2 separate regions of the Mus musculus genome follow, and region 2 is linked to region 1. The links are chromatin loops, found by intact Hi-C in ENCODE. Cell type or tissue: left cerebral cortex. All regions are shown on one strand. Each heading gives the region's core, and the rest is flanking DNA. Links, peaks and the distances in the headings are about the cores only.

Evidence for each region. A loop is a pair of places that touch in the nucleus more often than their neighbours do. Peaks named below come from ENCODE experiments on the same cell type or tissue, not always from the same donor. Only the 100,000 strongest peaks of a DNase experiment are listed, where the experiment ranks them.
Region 2: a loop joins it to region 1, with 2.9 times the contacts of the local background. A loop is called at or near these places in 4 of 42 quality-filtered maps.

The regions. Positions count from the first base shown.
Region 1 is chrX:161,713,762-161,719,687 of GRCm38, reverse strand. Rai2 (retinoic acid induced 2) reads right to left here and starts at 2,652. Exons shown (of 2, transcript NM_001103367.1): 1 at 2,421-2,652. In left cerebral cortex, for the core only: no CTCF peak of the experiment used is centred there; DNase peaks (open chromatin) are centred at 1,869, 2,624, 2,741, 3,059 and 3 more places; H3K4me3 peaks cover 1,992 bases; H3K27ac peaks cover 1,651 bases.
Region 2 is chrX:161,407,953-161,413,878 of GRCm38, reverse strand. No RefSeq gene overlaps it. Among named protein-coding and RNA genes, the nearest start is that of Gm36049, 53 kb to the right of the region's middle. In left cerebral cortex, for the core only: no CTCF peak of the experiment used is centred there; a DNase peak (open chromatin) is centred at 2,534.

The sequences.
Region 1 (5,926 bases), core at 1,109-5,108:
ATGAGCAGGTTTTCCTGGGGCCAAACCTCCCTGCATGTGGTCTTGGTTTCTTTGAATAATAAAGGAGCCTCCTTGGATAAGCTGAATGATCCTCTGAGTTGGTGCCAAAACAGTCAACAGCTTCCTGGCCCACAAGTTTCAGTGTGGCTTGACTCAAAGGGCCATAGCCACCTTGGGCATGCATGCACTCAGTGGGCATCTGTCAGGCTGAGAAGGGAATAGCCATTTTCAGAATACAGTGTGTCTGTGGGGAGGGTATGGGGCTGTCTAAACTTGGGGTATAGCTTCACTGAGCTCCTAAGGGCCAGAGAAACTGGGAAGTTACCAGGCTAACGGCTTATGATTCTGTGCCTTCGAACTTATCCTTGCTTCTGAAACTAGCACAGCTCCCCATATTTCTCTTCTGGGAAAAAATATGCAGAAAAATCAAGGTATGGGTGCATAGTGCTACCCTAGGGAGGTGCTACCTCCCCACTAGCCTCTCTACTGTCCCCTGGTATACCACTGTAACAAAGGCTCTGCCACAACACGCTTTCAAAGTTAGCTGAAGTCCCTTGGTCTACCAGCACGCAATTGTGATGACTCTAAAGGAGAGAAGGGAAGACAGCTAGAAAACGGTGGGAAAGAGATCCTGGGAAAGCAAAGAAAAATCTGCCTGGTGCAGGAGAGGCTAAGAATTGTTTTCTCCCTGCTGGCTGCTTTTCTCTGTGTTCTAAGGAGAAGCTTCCAAGAATTGGCTAAATAAAGGGATCACACCAGAGGATGCGAGATAATGCTAAACCAACAAAAACAAAGACCAAACGAAACAGAGCGAGCCATGAGAATATGCGGTTATCAAAACTTTGTTTGGCTGTATCTATTTATCATTGCTGCACACCCGGGCTCTGTGGAATATCATTCTGTTGATGTCACTTATCCTCAGCAAAATATTTACACATCCTTAAAAAACGCCAGATGAGGGAGGCTGGCCCTCTCCCTGCTGCAAGCCGCCTCTCAAGCCCATTGCCAGGACCGGGCAGCCCAGAGGTGAGGGCACAAGCGTGGGTGGTACCAGCGGATACAGGTAAGAACAACTGATAGTTTTAGGAATGTGGCCACCCAGGCGCTGTGCCCTGCCCTGCCCAGCCCTGGCCCCCTTTTACCTGACTCTGTAAGAAGCAGCCACATTCCCCGCTTTGGTGCCAGCGCCTTCTTTTCCTCCCCTCCCTTTCTCATTGATTAAGTTCCCAAACCATTGTTAAAGCTGGATTGCCGCCTTTAAAAAAACGGCTAAATTCATTAGGCTTCTCTCTTCTAAAAGAGAAATATTTATAAAAGTTTGTCAGTCAGAAGAGAGGCTGACTGAGCACCATGGGGTGGGTGACAAGTCAGTCTTCGCAAAGCCACGGTCTCCCTTCATGCCCTATCTGTCTCTCCACCATCCATCCTGCCCCAAACCCACTCCGCGGACTTCGGATAGGGAAACACAAAGCAGCAGCTGTTTGGCAAGATTTCGACCCCTCGCCAACAACTGTGGTGGGATGCCATTTCCCCACCCAGGCGGAGCTTATCCTGAACAATAGTAGGGGTTTAAATGGCAAACAACAAACACACAGAGCAAGCCCCAACCCCGGGGGTTGGGGTTGGGGGAGCCAACGCGCAGGAAAGCAATAACTCCCTTCGCAGCAAAAGGCGCCACTGAAATGCACGCATACAAAAAAAAAAAAAAAATGCAGCCAGAACGCTGCTTGGTGCCTAACATGGCAGAAAGCCGGGGCTGGTGTAGCCACCCCGTGTCTGGGCACTGTGGGGCACCGGGGCTCCCAGGGCGCCGACAGGCACTCACCCTGCTCCAGCGGGATGCGGGACTTGCTCAGCGGCACAAAGAAGATCCCAGCACGATCTGGCAAAACCCAACTTTCCACCCCTCTCGCCAGGGCCGCCAGATACGTCAACAGAATCCATCTTTCGAAGGGCCTGGAAGGCGCCTGGTTTTCCAGGCTGGGGCAGAATGGCAGATACCGAGACAAGCCCGGTGCGGTGCCCGGGCACGGAGTGCACTGCGTGCCGCCCTCTATGCCCAGTGCCAGAGCGGGTGGCGGCCCAAAACCCACTTCAGGGCCCCCGCCCCACCGCCTGGCGCCGCCTTCCCGACTGTCCCCGGCCGGGCCGGCCAGTGCGTAGCGCCCGCCAGCGGGAGCCTGGCCTGGGCGAGCCGCACAAGTGGTAGCCTCGGCCCGCGTCCCCGCCCCCGCCCGGCCCTCCCCGCTGGCCCTGGCCTCTGGGCGCCGTCCTGCCCCCAGGAGCAGGCAGGCCCCTCCCCGGGTGCCCGGCCCCGCCAGGCGCGCCCAGCCCGGCGCGCCCCCTGCGTCCCGGTGGCAGGTCCGCCTGGGGAGGGCGGGAGTGACCCCGACCAGCACTAGGGTGCCCGCAGCCGCTACCTCGGGATCCGGGCCGCCGCCTCCAGGAAGCCACGGGGTGGACGCTAGTGTGGGAACTCTCTGGGTCTGGCCTCGCCGCTGGGCGCCTGAAGGGGGTGCACAGCGGATGGGAGCCCCTGTCGCTGCTGTCACCAAGCCGCTGTCGCTACCGCCACTGCCGGTTGTGTGTGTGTGCGTGTTTGCCTGTGTCCGGGAGAGTGTGTGTCTGCGTGCAGCGCCTGGCCTTTACTATATACACCAAGGGGTGGGAGGAGGCGGGGAAGGGGAGGGCTTGGGGGAGGTGGCGGAGGAAGGGGAGCAGGAGGGGGTGCGAAAGGGTACCCGAGGAGGCGGTGGCAGAGGAGGGACAGGTGATCTCGCCCACGGGGAGGGCGTGGTTGTGGGCGGTGCGGGGTGACAGAAGGCTAGGGAGCTGGAGGCAAGCTCTCTCTCTCTCTCTCTCTCTCTCTCTCTCTCTCTCTCTCTCTCTCTGTGTGTGTGTGTGTGTGTGTGTGTGTGTGTGTGTGTGTGTATGCGCGCGCGTGCATGCGTGTGTGTCTGTGTCTGTCCGCGTGCTCTCGGGTTGGGAAGGCCCAGAGGTGTGGGGACCTTGCTGCTTCCAGGAGTCTGGAGACCATTCTAGACCTTAGGACTAAAAGCAAAAAAGAACAGCCCTGAAAGGGAAAGTGGTTGATAGAAATGGGAGCATTCAGAAGGAACAGCTACCACCCTCCCTAATATGCCTCAGGGGATTGCGGTCTAGGTCAGAGATGGCACTCCCAAGGCAGGACATTAGCAAAGACAAAATTAGTCCAGAAACAGAATATCATTTCTAACCAAGATGTGATTCACATATTAATTTAACATTTATTATGGACCCAGTGTTTGCCAGATACTGGGTTGTGTAAGAACTAGAGTTATAGACATGATGAATACGTGGTTGGTGACCCATAAATAAACAGTATGAATCAATAGCATTACTGGTCATCAAAATTGTTTTAAGTCTAAATCCTTTAAAAAATGTTTTAAAAAGGCAAAGGAAGCAACTGCATTGGTTTAATGAATCCTCAGTGATGCTGAGTTTTTGTTTTTGTTTTTGTTTTTGTTTTTCCTGTTAAAACAGGATGATGATATTTGAGAGTGAATGGTATGGCAGGAATTACTTTAACCAGGTCAGAGAACGGTATGAATTTTACAGTCCTTTGTACACTCAAACCCCTCCAAGCCTCAGCATTGTGGCTTTTCTCTAGTAGAATTTGGGGTGACCACAAGAACACAAAATTCGTAAGAGAGCTCCCACCTTAACCCACCTATTCATTACTAATACTGGGACCTGCACTTGCATTTATAAGGGTTTCTTCTAACCATGATATTATGCAAACCAGTAGCATCCAGGGCCAAATTATGACCTCTGTGGGAACTTTGGAAGTCTTCCATAAAAGGGATATTAAAAGTTACACTATAGTTGCATTTGTGTAAAGATAAATAGCATGTATTCAGTTTAACTAAAGTATCTTTTTTTACATGCTTAGATTTTTTTCTGTATGTACCTCCAGAATACTGTGCCCCAACTAATACTGTAGTACTAGTAGAAGTCACCCAGCTAGTACCCATCCTTCATACTATATTTTTCTTTTTTGAAAAAGAGCTCGTTTAATGAAAAGTCAGTTGATACAGGGACAGAAAAATAAATAATCAAATTTTGAGATCTGGTAAAAATGACTATCAGCTGATCTTCCTGCTTTTTCTTTTCAGATGGAATTTGGGAGTTTAAACCACCCTAGAGTACACAGTACCTGTGGAAATATTTACCTGTGAACATGTCTTCAGTCATTTAGTTGGCTTTCTCTGGTCAGGGTTCTTGGATCAGATATGTGATATGCCAGTTGCCAGAACCTGGCTTGAATACAGCTAAAGACACAGCTGGGCAATTATAATTGAGAAAATTCATGGATGAAAGATCCATAAAGGCTTTCTGTGTGTTGTGGGGGAATGTGTGTATAAGGTAGAGACTTGATATATATCCTGCAAGGCAATTACTAGCCTGTTTCTTTTGTTGACTTCATCACAATGCTGGTTAATGTTTGATCCTCGCTGGCAGTTGTGATTCATATAGCTGCCCTTTGAGGTACCTATACTTTCAAGAATGATTATACTGATTTAGACCAGTGCAAAAAGCAGGCATCTTGACTCCTATCCCCCCCAAATATACACTGTCATGTTCTACATTTCCACTGAGGTTGTTCTTGAAGAGAGATGGGGTAGAGAGAGAGATCCATGAAGGGCTGGTCTGGTTTGGAGGTTAGAGGGTGCTTTGGGGAAGAAATGGAGCATGAATATGGAAGAAGTGCTTAAGAAAGTGGAGGTAAGAAAGGACATGCAAAACAGCAGAAAAGAATAATAATAACTGTCTTCCAGGGCAGGTCAAACTTGGCTTTTGAGATCTATAATTTTATTATTTGGTGACTCTAAACAACAAATATAAATTTATATAATATAAGTATAAATTAATTGTGTAAATATATACAATTAAAACTTAAATAATGAATGTAAATCAATATTTACTTAAACATCTGCACATACTCATTACCCAGTCACTGAGTTTATAATGTCAGTTAGGAAGATGGTTAATGCATGGTTGCTGACCCCAATTTGCACACTGATATATAACGTTTAACACAGCATGATAGAATGTGATACACACACACACACACACACACACAAAGAATGTGATACACAATAAGCTATGAAACAGGCTAGGCAAACATCTACCAGGAAGAGTGGGGAATGATGTAGGGTAGAGAAGTCAGAAAAGCTTGAACAGATATGTTGACAGGTGTGGAATGCTGAGAGATGAACAGGAGTTCTCCAAAACAAGGGGAAAGCAGTATAAATGGAAGGAACAAGAGGTATTAATGCTTGGATATAAGCATGTTGTAGACACTAAATATGTTATGAATTTGGAATGGTGACTCTGTAGACTAGCAAAGGAGGAGGCTAGGTGTCACTTGAGATCCCTGGTCTGTTCTATAAAGGAGTTTTTCAATATAATGAATGGAAGCCATGAAAATGTACTAAGCATTAAGTGATAAAGGAAGGTACAGATTGGGGACTAACCTGTTTGTTGTTTGATGTTAATGGATGATTGAGGGGGTAGGTGGGATTGGCAGCAGGAAGATAAATTAAGACTGTCTATATTTTCAATAATGAGAACTAGAGTCAAGATAGTATAGGCACCAAAGAAGAGTGAGAACTGGAGCCAATATATAGAATCAACTAATGATTGGGGACCTGAAAAACTGGAATGGCTGATTCATGTGCCAGAGTAGGTGGGGTATACTCAGTGAGAGATAGAAGACCCTGGGAAACAGATCTGGCAGTAGAGATGATAAATTTATTGCAATTCTGACACAGGGACCAGAATGTAAAAAGTTGACTTGGAGATGGACAGACCACTAGTAGAGAAGTAAGGAAGGCAAACTGAGACGTCAGTGCAAGAGTGCATTACTGGAGCCAATTTTCACTCT
Region 2 (5,926 bases), core at 720-4,719, 310 kb after region 1:
TTATTTTCCCTGCTTTGAGAATGAAGTTTCCTTCCTGTGCGTCTATCCAACACTCTAAAAGACTGAATGCTTTTCCTGATCATATGTGCATGGATTATAGAATGTGCCAGCTATGCAATGCACTTTGTTTGAACTTTAAACTCATTTCAGTCCTGGGGTTTATTATGTTTTTTTTTTTTCCTGTATAATTTGCTCAACATTGCTACTCCGTTCGGGGAACAATTGAGAAGGTGGCATACAGCTAAAATTAAAACCTGCCACTTCCCACTGAAAATGTGTAAATAGAGTGCTGCTGTTGGCATTTTTAAAGGCAAAGATCTTCAAATTCTCTTCAGTGGTATCTGAAATGCCATGCCGTGGGTTAACTTAGCCAGTGTCCTCCAAAAATTCACACTCTTATAATAAGTTTTAATTAATGAGAAGAATTAAACATCTGGATGTTTAGTCTCCATCTGCCACCTGCCATTGGATAGAATTAGATTATTATTTGCATATTCATGTTTATCGGCTCTATGGAAAGCAACCAAAGTGGGAAAGTTCTGGTTCTTGCCTTAGAAAGGAATATTCTGGTCAAAGTAACCAGGATCAGACCATGGGAAAGTTGGAACTCTTAGGGATCTAGTTCAAACTCTATACAGAAGTGAGTGCTCTCATCCTACTCACTCTTCTATTGCTGTGAAGAGGCACAATGACCAAGGCAACTCTTGAAAAGAAAGCATTTAGTTGGGGACTTGCTTACAGCTTCAGAGGCTTAGCCCATGGGAAGCATGCATGTCTTGAGCTTGGTTTTCAGAAGTCTCTAAAGAAACCCAAGGACAAAGGGGAAACAAAAACAAGCACACAAGAGACTATTGAAACCTTTAAAATGTGTGGCCCTAATAAATAGTAGTCACATAAACATAATGCTTCATACTAATGACCTCAGCAGGTTTTTTGTTTTTGTTTGTTGTTATTGTTTTTGTTTGCTTTTTATCTTCTACATCATGTCTGGCCTTCAACAAAAGATCATGTTTACTGTTCTCCATCTAAATACTTTGCAGATCAATATCTTTACAAGTACTTAATATCAATAATAGCTAAATATAATGGTACATATATTCCTGAAGGCTGAAGCAAATGAATTGCAAGTTTGAGACTAGCCTTGGATACATAATGAGACTTTTTTGTTTCTTTGTTTCATTAATTTACATTCTAAATGTTGGCCCCCTTCAGGATCCCCCTCCAAGAGTTCTTCACACAACTCCCCTCCCTTTTGCCTCTGAGAGGGTGCTCTCCACACCCCACCACCTTCCCACTCCCCTCACCCACTCACTCATCCCCGGATCAACCCCACCCCCACATCCCCCTTCCCTAGGCATCAAGTCTCTACAGGATTAGGCACATCCTCTCCCAATAAGAGAGGCAGACCTCTGCTTCGTATGTGCCTGGGGCCTCAGGCCAATGTATACTCTTTTGGTTGGTGGTTTAGTCTCTGGAAGCTCCCAGGAGTCCAGGTTACTTGACACTCTTGGTCTTCCTATGGGGTTGCCTGGCTCTTCAGCTCCTTCAATCCTTCCCCTAACTCTTCAATAGGGGTCCTGACTTTAGTCCAATGATTGACTGTGAGTATCTGCATCTGTATTAGTCAGGTGCTGGCAGTCTTTTGGGGGACAACCATACCAGGCTCCTGTTTGCAAGCACATCTTGGGCATTAGCAATAGTGTTGGAGTTTGGTGTCTGCAGATGGGATGGATCCCAAGGTGGAGAGGTCTCTGGATGGCTCTGCTCCATTTTTATCCCTATATTATTTTAGTCAGGAACAATTCTGGGTCAAAAATTTTGAAGGCAGTTTTGTGACTTCATTCATCCACTGGATGCCCTGTGTATCTACTGGAGGTTGTCTCTTCAGGTTCCATCTCCTCACTGTTAAGCATTTCAGCTAAGACTACCCCCATTGGGTCCAGGTCTCTAGGACTTTGTAGAGGTTCCCTCTGCCCCCACTCCCACAACTGCATATTTCCATTCATTCTCCTGACCCCTCTCTGGGCTTCTCTCCTGTTTCCCCCCATACATACTCCTGCCCCCTCTTTCCCCTTCCTCTTCCTCTCCCATTCAGGTGACTTCCTGCCTTTGCAGCCCATAATTATTTTGCTCCCTCTTCTAAGTGGGATTGAAGCATCCTCACTTGGGCCTTCATTCTTATTAAACTTCTTACAGTCTCTTGGTTTGTATCACAGATATTCTGTACTTTTTGACTAATATCCATGAGTACATACCATTCATGTACTTTTGGGTTTTGGTTACCTCACTCAGAATGAGATTTTCTAGTTCCATTCATTTGCCTGCAAAATTCCTGATGTCCTCATTTTTAATAGCTAAATAGTATTCCATTGTGTAAACGAACCACATTTTCTTAAAACAACCACAAAATAAGCTGAAAAGATGGCTTGCTGGTTAAAAGTACTATTTGCTATTCCTGTGGATTTATTTTTTTATTCTCAGCACCCACACAATGACTCACAACTGTCTATAACTCTGGTCCAGCACTCTCTTCTAGTTTCCATGGGTACCAGCCACACATGGGATGAACAACCATATGTTCAGGCAAAGCACCAACACACCAGTTTAAGAAAAAAGAATCACAAAAGAGAAAGATAGAACCATAATACATAGCTGTGAAATACAACTGCAAATAATTTATAAACCCATGCATGAAAGCATGTTCAGCTTTCAACTAATAGAGAGATGTAAGTTAATACAAGAAATTTGCTTTACTTTTTATTTTGGTAAATAATATTTAGACTCAATCCTACCATATTTGGTGAGGTGAACAATTTCAGTACATTCTTCAAGTGGTAATGTTTCCTAGCAAGTAATTTGTCAGTTTGGATCAATTACCTTTGAAAATAATTATAAACTTCTCCTGAGTATACTAAGAATTATCTTGATCCATAATGCCAATGAGTACATAATGATGAATGCACCTGGATTGTCTGCCCAGCTCTGACTATAATAGTCCTCTAGTGGGAATAGCCAGAGAGATGGCTAAGTGGAAGCACATTTATTTAATAAAGTCATAAGTATCCATGAAAGAATCTATTTTCAAGGAACATATGTCCGTATGAGAAAATGTTCAGAACATAATGGGGAAAGAAGGCTATAAAAATGTATACTTCACATCCTAATTTTATAGTGAATGTATGGAGGAAAGCAATGAAGAAAGGTTAATAGCAGTCTCCGTAGCAAAATTATGGGCAGCTTCTGGTTTCTCTTTTGTTCTTTTCAGTGTATTCCCCATGTTTTCTGAAATAAAAAGGGTTTATGTTTATAATCAAGAATAAAATAACTGGAATGTTCTAGTCATTTGTAACTTGACTACATTGCTGCTAGAGGGAAATTCTGCCTTGATTATTTGTAAAGTAGAGCATGTTTATGTCAGACTTTGGAGAGTCTCTGTGCATTAAGGACTGACTCAGATAGCCAGACAGGCCTAGGTGACTTCCAAACTCATTGTCTCTCATTACCAGTCCTGTCTGTAAAACAACTTAGAAGTTGGAATATTTTTAAGACATAAGACTCCTCAAAACCACTTTATTGGTAGCTGCATAGTCAACACTGCAGAAAAAGTGACAGCAAAGGAAAATAGGGAAACAACACCCTTTACAATAAAAGAACTTTGGAAGGTATCACCATCCCTGCTTTCAAGCTGTATTACAGAGCAGTAGTACTAAAAACCACATGGTATTGGCATTAAAATAGACAGGTTGTTCAACAGAATCAAACTGAATATCTAAGGCACTAAGTTCTACAACTGAAAAATGGGACCCCATGAAACTGCAAAGGAAACAGACAATAGGGAAAATGGCAGCCTATAGAATGGGAAAAGATCTTTACCAACCCTACAACTGAGTCAAGATAGAGACCTGGGACAGGGGAGGCTCCTGGATAGTGTGGTGACCCCAGTTGAGACTACTAGCAGCAGGGGGATATAGAGTCTGAGGTATCCAACTCCTGTAGCCAGGCAGGACTTCTAGTGGAGGGAGGGAGACATCAGCCCACTCACAAAACCTTCTACCTTAAATTTGACCTGTCTACAAGATGTGCAGGAATAAAGATGGAGCAGAGGGAATGATTGAGGGAATGGCCAACCAATAACTAGCCCAACTTGAGACTCATCCCATGGGCAGGAACTAGTACCTGACACTATTATTGGTGCTCTGTTATGCTTGTAGACAGAGAAGTCTTGTAAGCTTGTCATCTGAGAGGCTCCACCCAGCACCCAACAGAAACAGATGCAAAGACCCATAGCCAAAGCTTAGGCTGAGCTCAGGGAATCTTGTGGAAGACTCAAAGGAAAGATTGCTGCCCAGAGGAGATAGGCACTCCACAGAAAGACCAACAGAATCAACTAACCTGGACCCTTGGGGCTCTCAGAGACTAAACTACTAACCAAATAGCATACACAGCTGGACCTAGGCCTTCCTTGCACATATGTAGCAGATGTGCAGCTTGGCCTGCATGTGGGTCCTCTAACAATTGGAGCAGGAGCTGTCTTTGACTAGGCCTCTGATGTAGCAAGCTGTGCCAGGGTGGGTTAGAATGGGGATGCTCCTTACTCTGAGGAGAAGGGGAGAGGGTGACACTGTGAGGAAAAGCGGGAGGGGGCTGTGATCAAGAAAGAAAGAAAGAAAGAAAGAAAGAAAGAAAGAAAGAAAGAAAGAAAGAAAGGAAGGAAGGAAGGAAGGAAGGAAGGAAGGAAGGAAGAAGGGAGGGAGGGAGGGAGGGAGGGAGGGAGGGAGGGAGGGAGGGAGGGAGGAAGGAAGAAAGGAAGGAAGGAAGGAAGGAAGGAAGGAAGGAAGGAAGGAAGGAAGAAATAAAGAAAGAAGGAAAGAAGCAAAGGAAAGAAAGAATGAGAGAAGAGAAGAGAAGAGAAGAGAAGAGAAGAGAAGAGAAGAGAAGAGAAGAGAAGAGAAGAGAAGAGAAGAGAGGGGGAGGGGAAGGGAGGGGAGGGGAGGGGAGGGGAGGGGAGGGGAGGGGAGGAGAGGAGAGGAGAGGAGAGGAGAGGAGAGGAGAGGAGAGGAGAGGAGAGGAGAGGAGAGGAGAGGAGAGGAGAGGAGAGGAGAGAAGAGAAGAGAAGAGAAGAGAAGAGAAGAGAAGAGAAGAGAAGAGAAGAGAAGAGAAGAGAAGAGAAGAGAAGAGAAGAGAAGAGAAGAGAAGAGAAGAGAAAAGATGCAGTTGAGCCAAGTCTGGAGGTATAGATCAATAATCTCAGCTCCCCAGGCAGGTAAGGCAGAAAGATGGCAAATTCCAGGCCTGCTTTGGCTACAGAGTGAAGTTAATGTCAGCCTTAGCAAATTGGTGAAACCCTAGCTCAGATGTTAAAAATACAAAAGGGCTCAGCAGTAGGACATTTATACAGCATGTGTGAGGTCCTAGGTTTCACACCAGTACTGAGGAAAAATGCATCTGATTTGAGAGATTTGAGCAAGCACTTCCCTCTTTGCATAAGCTCCCTGATCATTGCCAACCTCTGCCCACCATACACCCTCCTCTTTAAATACACTCATCAGTGGCAGGGTCATTAGGGAGAAAAGCGATGAAGAGGAAATGATTATAAAAGTTACATCTGCTATTCAGGCAGCTGTTATCTTTCCTCGTTAGGACAATCAATCATTTTCAACATCATTTCTGTAACCAGGAAAAAGCTTCATTTATTCGAAGACTAAAGAGCAGGAGGAGGGGAATTAATTCCCATAGGTCTTTAGCTGATAGGATTAAAAAAAATCTTCTGTCCTCACCAATGACCTAATTAAGCTTTCAGAAAATGGTAAACCCACAGCTCCTCTGTCTCATTTCCACCCATGCCTCTGCACAGTAAGTGTCCCACCGCCTCAGTCGTGCCTTTCCTGCCGACATTTCTGTCCAGCACCATGCCCATAGACCAAAA